Regions from separate parts of the Homo sapiens genome. Here regions 1 and 3 are each linked to region 2. A link is a loop called in an ENCODE intact Hi-C map of the cell type or tissue named here. Cell type or tissue: PC-3. All regions are shown on one strand.

Region 1 (2,500 bases), 180 kb after region 2:
GGAGCTCTTTTAGGGCAGGCCTGGTGGTGACAAAATCTCTCAGCATTTGCTACGTGATGAATGCACAAGACTCAGTAGCCGATTTGATCAGGAAGAAAGGGTATCAGTGATGGAAAATCAAATGAATGAAATGAAGCGAGAAGAGAAGTTTAGAGAAAAAAGAATAAAAAGAAACAAGCAAAGCCTCCAAGAAATATGGGACTATGTGAAAAGACCAAATCTACATCTGATTGGTGTACCTGAAAGTGACAGGGAGAATGGAACCAAGTTGGATAACACTCTGCAGGATATTATCCAGGAGAACTTTCCCAATCTAGAAAGGCAGGCCAACATTGAATTTCAGGAAATACAGAGAATACCACAAAGATACTCCTCGAGAAGAGCAACTCCAAGACACATAATTGTCAGATTCACCAAAGTTGAAATGAGGGAAAAAATGTTAAGGGCAGCCAGAGAGAAAGGCTGGGTTACCCACAAAGGGAAGCCCATCAGACTAACAGCTGATCTCTCAGCAGAAACTCTACAAGCCAGAAGAGAGTGGGGGCTAATATTCAACATTCTTAAAGGAAAGAATTTTCAACACAGAATTTCATATCCAGCCAAACTAAGCTTCATAAGTGAAGGAGAAGTAAAATACTTTACAGGAGCTGTGTAATTTTTATGAGAGTATGAAATATTTAGATAGTCATTTTGTGTTTGCCTACTGTTTCTTAGGATTCCACCCCTTATAAACAATCCTTTCTCCAACCTCTTATAAACTCTGGTTATGCTTAAACTTAGAAAGCTGAAGCCCCAATTTCCTTTTTCTCCCTTCCTTCTCTCCAATTCTCTCCTTTTATTCCTTTCAACAAACATTTACTGAGCACTTACAGTTGGACACTTTGTTAAGATTCAATAAATAATCTTGTATTCTTTATAATAGCCTTAGGAGATAAATCATATTATAATTTTTCTCCATTAAACAAAAAAATGCTAAGAGAAATTAAGATTTAGAGATGGCAAGAAATTTGTTCAAGTTCACACAAGTAGGTAGTGGGGGAGTTGAGCTTCATCAAGTTAGCTACAGATTCTGTATTCTAACAAATTAAACAACACTGTCTCTCAGCTGTGTGCAAAGTGCATCAAAGTGTAATAACAAGATCAATGTTTTTATATATATGTAGAAGGTATGAGTCATCTCATAAATCTCAGAAGCCTGTCTCAGACATTTTTGCCAAGCATGCATTTTCACAGCAAGTCAGAGACTGGTTAAGTATTTTAATATGAAAGATAGGAAGTTTACCTTTCCAAAACAGTTCGCTGCAAGGCAGTTTGATTTTATGTAACATGCTTTCATTTTCTATGTTCGATTTGCAAAACATCACTTACTCTTTGATGATTTTTGAGGTCTAGGCAAGAAATGAAATGGTGAAGTTGCAGAGAGCTTAAACGTGTAATTAAGAATATCTTCGAGAGGGCTGAAAGGAAGTCATTTTTGCTGTATGTTTACCAGTTGCATTGCAAGGGTAGATTTTGGTATTGCTTAGCAGAAGACTCTTTTTGTTTTGTCTACATATGCCTATGTTGTCAATATTGTTTGAAAAAGTTTGCCTTAGCACAGAAAAAATGTCATACATTGAAATTTTTATTAAACCAACGTACCAGTAAAATTCAGATGTTAACACAGATTCTCCAGACATGAAATAAACATAAGTATTTTTTATTTCTTATCCATCCACTGATATTACAAATTATACAGGATGAACATATGTATGAAAACATATGTATTCCCTTAGAAAAGGTTAGTAACTTTTGGACTGTTGACAAGATTATGCATGCAGTAACTTGTGGTTACAATTTTAAGTGACATTAAATACTATCTTGTAGAACTTAACCTATATTGCTCAGGAGAAGTGTGATCATTCTAACTCATCCCTGGCAAGAAGGTATTATACGCATAGCTTTATTTCTTTATTTCTTTATTAAGAATATTAGGTGCAAAAGGCATTGTGGTTTTGCCATTAGTTTAACCGCAAAAACTGCACCAACTTAATACCATCTGTTGCACATTTCGAAAGACTTTCTTGAGGCTTTGTCCTGTATTAGAAGCAAGCTCCAGCAACTCCAGTTATATAAATGATGCCACAGTTATATAAGGTTCTTTATTTTTCAACAAAGCACAACATCCTTATACTACAGATGAAATTATTGTGGGAAATTTAAGATTGCACAGAAGATTAAGAAGTAGAACCTCAAAAAGGATTACAGGAAAGTAAATAATTTAGAGTAATACATCTTTCTTCTCACTTTTGTAATTTTACATAGTAGTTGTTGCTTGGGTTTATATTGTTTATTATTAAGGCTAAAATATATATACTTTAATATGGAATTAATGCCACAGATATGGGAGTATATTCATTTATATATATATATATATATGCATGTTAGTAGCTTGTTTCTTAATGAAGTACTAGTAGATATTTTTTGAATTTTGTTTTTTGGTTAGTCATCATTCAAGTTG
Region 2 (2,500 bases):
CGAGGTATTTCGTCTGTCCCCGGGGGTGCCAGGTGAGCCCCAGCGGATCCGGGAGGGTAAGCTGGGACTCCTCGCGAGCAGTAGCTGCAGGGTACCAAGCTTCGCCCTCTGCGTCCCCGCGCCTTCGCGGTCTCCCGCCAGTGCAGGTCCGGGGCCCCCAGGCGAGCGGACAAGGTTGGCCTAATCTGCCAAACTTCTGGGGCATTTACCGTGCTCTGGCCGCCCTCCCGATTCTTCCCTCCGCGCCCTTGCCTGCTTCTCGCCTACCCCGGGCTCCGGAAGGGAAGGAGGCGTGTCCGGAGCAGGCGGGCGGGAACTGTATAAAAGCGCCGGCGGCTCAGCAGCCGGGCTTCGCTCGCCGCCTCGCGCCGAGACTAGAAGCGCTGCGGGAAGCAGGGACAGTGGAGAGGGCGCTGCGCTCGGGCTACCCAATGCGTGGACTATCTGCCGCCGCTGTTCGTGCAATATGCTGGAGCTCCAGAACAGCTAAACGGAGTCGCCACACCACTGTTTGTGCTGGATCGCAGCGCTGCCTTTCCTTATGAAGAAGACACAAGTGAGTAGGGCGCGCCCGGGAGCTCCCAGGCTCTCCAGGAAAAATCGCGCCCGGTGCCCCGGGGAAGCCGGCGCTCCCTGGGACTTGCAGCTGGGGCGTGCAGGGCTGTGCCTGCCGGGTGAGACAAGAGGATGCGGGGGAGGCCGGCGTGGTGTGTGATCCCGAGCCGAGCCGGGTGAGCCAGGGAGAAAAGGAGTGGGAGTGCTGAGAGGGAGCCAGTGTCAAGTTTGGAGCCTCAGCAGTTAAGTTTTGAGCTGTCAGTCGGAAACCGTAATTCCCGTCTGGTGGAAAGATTGGCTTTTGGGCCATGGAATGTTAAGTTATCACGGGAAGGCATGTCTTTGCATAGGAGACGGTTTTCCCGTGGATTCCAGGAGATTATGAAACAGCACCCCACGCGCCACCCTCACTAGCTCTCTCACTCAGATTTATTTGTGTAGCCCCGAGGTGGGCGCCGGGCACCAGGAGCGGCGCGAACGCGGGTGCAGCCGCGGGAGCGAAGCCAACGCGGAACTCCTAAGCGGCAGCTCTCGGCGGGGCGGGAACCTGCCCGCCTGCCCGGGAAACTTGGCTCTCGGCGGTGTCTGCCTAGTTTGCAGCTCTGTGTGGGCTCTAAAGAGCTCTAGTACCTCCACAATGCACGCACCTTTTTCCATTTCAAAAGGGATAAAGGCTTTTTATAAAATAGGCACCTCTGAATGATAGTGATTGAGATAATTCCCAGTGCTGCTAAATTCTGCATTATACATAAAGCACTGTGGGTAAAGCGCTGCCTGGGGGGACAATTAGATTTTTTTTTCCCTTGAAGAAAATACCTGGTTCTTCGTTTAGAAAGGGCCGCCACGGTGCCCCTATCCACAGTTCTCTTCACCATTGTTGATTGTTACCTCCTCTCACTTTCCCCCTTAGAAATTGTTATGTGTTATCTGCCGCGGTTGGCTAAGGGTTGCCCTTTCACCCCCCAGAGGTTCTGTTGGAGATTGCAGTTCCTGAAATGTGTGGAAGGGGTGGAAGTGGTGGGGAAAAAGGAAACCGGGGTGTTTGTACACATCGTTGGTGTAGAATGAAGGCATCAATGTGCTCAAAATGCTTTATCAAATGACCTGCTTAGCATCATATTTTAAACAGATATCTAGGCCTGCAAAAAGTTGCAAGACTCTAGCCCCTTGTACCGGTGTGGTAAAAGGCAGGGGAAAGGGACATTGCCTGGCTAAAAGAGGCTTGCATAGTCTCTAGAGCACTCTCTAAGAGAAAAGACGCGATGTGCCTCTCCCCTCTCTTACAAGCAGGTTAGCTTTCAGGCAAGGCATTGAGCACCGCACCTGGAATCACCACAGCGTGCTGTCGAAATGCAAATGTTAAAGATTCTTGCAACAAAAGAAAAGTTTTATTGTAATCTCTTGATTTAGACAAGCTTTCTGCGAAATTATAAGAAGGGTAGAGACCTATTCCTTCTTATAGTAGCATCTGCTCCCATGGATGGTGGTGAGATCTGGGGGAAGAAGCTGCTACCTTCTAGTTCAGGAAAAGAGCCTAAACCTTCCTATTTAAACAAGAACACAGGAGACAGATAAGGTTAATGTCCAACACTCCAAAGCCAGGGGATGTACTATCAAGTCACTTTGAGAGGCAGTAGGATTGATTATCCTTGCACCCTTGCTTTGCAAAACAAATGTGAGCTCTGTAATCTCCTTTCTCGCTTTGATTAAATGGCTGTGTAAATCGGATTACATGGAATAATTCCATTGAAAACTAGAAAGAGGTCAATCTAGTCTGAAACATTGTGACTGTGGCATTAGTGACTCAGTGCTGCCGACCAGAGAAATTTGAGAAAGCTAAGTATTTTAGATATGTGACCTGTTCGGTCACACATCACACAAGTTAAAGTGCAGGCCCTTTGGGGGAACTTGCTGATGTTAAACGGCTTGTAGGCAAAGGAGGGCA
Region 3 (2,500 bases), 79 kb before region 2:
ACTAAAAATATAAAAATTAGCTGGGCATGGTGGCAGGCGCCTATAATCCCAGCTACTCGGGAGGCTGAGGCAGGAGAATTACTTGAACCCAGGAGGCGGAGGTTGCGGTGAGCCAAGATCACGCCATTATTCTGCAACCTGAGTGACAAGAACAAAACACCCTCTCAAAAACAAAAATACTTTTTATGTTTTATAGAATCTAGTTATTCTTTTATGATATTTATAAAATAATATAATAGAATCCAGCTTTTCTCCTTAAAATTATTTATTGCATTTTATAAGAATATATGTGTTTTGTCCACATCTGTATCTCTTACTCAAATTTACTTGATGTCAGGCCATTACCATTACCAAACTTCAGATTGTAGAACTTAATGTTCTATAGTCTCAGTCATGGTGTTACCCATCTTAATTCTAGTATTTAGTAAGTATTCACTTTTCACTATTCAAACTTCCTTTCATTTATGCTTTATTAATCATAATGGGCCTATTTTAGGGCAACATGCCTCATATCTATTTTTAGAAGGAGGTAGGAAATAAAAAATGAGAAGGGAAAGTGGAATTGGTTAATGTTGGTTATAGTGAAAGTGTGAAACTCTACCATTTATAAGGCTTAGGAATAGATCACCAAGAATGTTGCCATGAATATAAATGCTATTACTAATAAAAGACATTTGTCTTATGTTTTACAAACATAAGTTGTTTCATATACCTTCTCTCATCTAATGCTGACAACAGCATCCAGGTAATTAATGCATAAATTTTGATCCACATTTTACATATGAACCAACTGTAGCTCAGAAATGGCATGACTTTCTAAAGGTTTCACAGTCACTCAATTGGTCAAGCTGTAACTCAGATATAGATCAGCTTTGCCAAGTCCATTGCTCTTTATAGGATACCACTGTGATTCCATCATAAAGGTAACTCTGTGTTCAATTAAAAAAAAAAAAACACTTAACTAAACCAGGAATGGGTTTTTAAACTGCTGTCCATAAGTGTTCCTCCCACATTGGCCTTCCTAAGTGTTGAGATTACAGGCGTGAGCCACCAAGCCCAGCAGAATGGATTTTTAATTGTGATTTATTTTAGGGGAATAAATAACAGGATCTGCTTAACACATTAAATACCAGAAAGAATGAGTTACATGTACCTTTGAGCTTATTCATGCTACATCGAGATGATAAAACAAGCATTTCTGAAATTGATTGATAGTTTTTTTTTTACTTCTATATTTTATCAGATGCAGATATAATATTTTATCTAGTGCTTGGCAAGTGATAATGTATAAAGCAGATCATTGTTTAATTATAATGAAAGCTGAAGTAAACAGCATGAGTGATTTCTAAAAATCTAACCACTGACAACCACACCCTTTGGCAACTCTCCTAGGTCTCACAAGAAGACAATGGAGTAGATTGTGTTAAGCAAAAATTAAAAAAAAAAAAAGCATTAAGCTGTATGCCAAGACAGGGTAAAAGATGGAATCCAGATTTAAACTAATGAATAAAAGAGTCTTAAACTTACATAAGGAATCCTTCTTTTGTTTATTTTTGTTTGTTTTGCTCACATTCAACATTTTACCATGTTTTGTGATTACCATGTGTAAGGAACTATTCTAAACAGAAAAAAAACTTTCAATTAAGTCCAATTTAATATTTTTAAAAGTATAAACTTGGAGTCATATAGATCTAAGTTTTAATCCCACCTGCTAATTGTTACTAGTACATATGAGAATAAGAACAAACTACTTAAACTTTTTGATGACTGGGCATAGTGGTTCACACCTGTAATCCCAGTTGAGGATTGTCTGGTTACCTTTGGGAGGCTGAGGTGGGTGGATTGCTTGAGCCCAGGAGTTCCAGACCAGCCTGGGCAACATGGTAAAACCATGTCTCTACAAATATACAAAAATTAGCTAGGTGTGGTGGCACATGTCTGTGGTCCCAGCTACTCAGAAGGCTGATATGAGAGGATCACTTGGGCCCATTATTAGGTCAAGGCTGCAGTGAGCTGAGATCATGCCACTGCATTCCAGGCTGGGCAACAGAGTGAGACCCTGTCTCAAACAAACAAAAAACAAAAATACCTTTTTAATAGCATTACAAAAAAGCTACTATCAGGATTAAATAAGATACCATATTCATTTATCTATTCATTCATTGGAGCCTACTTTGGATCAGACACTGTTCAAAGCACCTAATATACATTAGCATGCAAAACAAAATCCCTGTCTCCATAGTTTCCATTCTAGTAGGTATGAGATAAGAAAGTGCTATCCTGTGTATCATTTTGTGCAAGCAAGAGATACACAAAAACACTGAATTTTCCAATAGGATGTGTGTGGATTAAGCCTTTAATGATTAAGAATTGAGGTCAGTAGCTACCTCGGAAAGTGTAATAATGATGTCTTGAAAATAAGAGTAGTGGTTGAAAGTGTGTTTAAGATGAGTCCCATTCAGTCAAGTAACTGCTTATTCATTTATATTTACTGAATGTC

Evidence for each region. Hi-C counts contacts between places; a loop is a spot of excess contacts. Peaks named below come from ENCODE experiments on the same cell type or tissue, not always from the same donor. Only the 100,000 strongest peaks of a DNase experiment are listed, where the experiment ranks them.
Region 1: a loop joins it to region 2, with 7 times the contacts of the local background. A loop is called at or near these places in 4 of 110 quality-filtered maps.
Region 3: a loop joins it to region 2, with 2.3 times the contacts of the local background. A loop is called at or near these places in 2 of 110 quality-filtered maps.

The regions. Positions count from the first base shown.
Region 1 is chr12:88,400,060-88,402,559 of GRCh38, reverse strand. All of the region lies in intron 1 of LOC124902978 (a long non-coding RNA gene), which reads left to right. Among named protein-coding and RNA genes, the nearest start is that of KITLG, 180 kb to the left of the region's middle. In PC-3, no CTCF peak of the experiment used is centred here; a DNase peak (open chromatin) is centred at 1,199; H3K4me3 peaks cover 685 bases; H3K27ac peaks cover 1,235 bases.
Region 2 is chr12:88,578,320-88,580,819 of GRCh38, reverse strand. It overlaps KITLG (KIT ligand), which reads left to right and starts at 349. Exons shown (of 10, transcript NM_000899.5): 1 at 349-556. The coding sequence starts at 542. LOC105369885 (a long non-coding RNA gene) reads right to left here and starts at 284. Exons shown (of 4, transcript NR_188177.1): 1 at 210-284. In PC-3, CTCF peaks have their summits at 418, 1,303, 1,511 and 2,363; DNase peaks (open chromatin) are centred at 339 and 2,359; H3K4me3 peaks cover 2,500 bases; H3K27ac peaks cover 1,582 bases.
Region 3 is chr12:88,657,095-88,659,594 of GRCh38, reverse strand. No RefSeq gene overlaps it. Among named protein-coding and RNA genes, the nearest start is that of KITLG, 78 kb to the right of the region's middle. In PC-3, no CTCF peak of the experiment used is centred here; a DNase peak (open chromatin) is centred at 1,384; H3K27ac peaks cover 1,515 bases.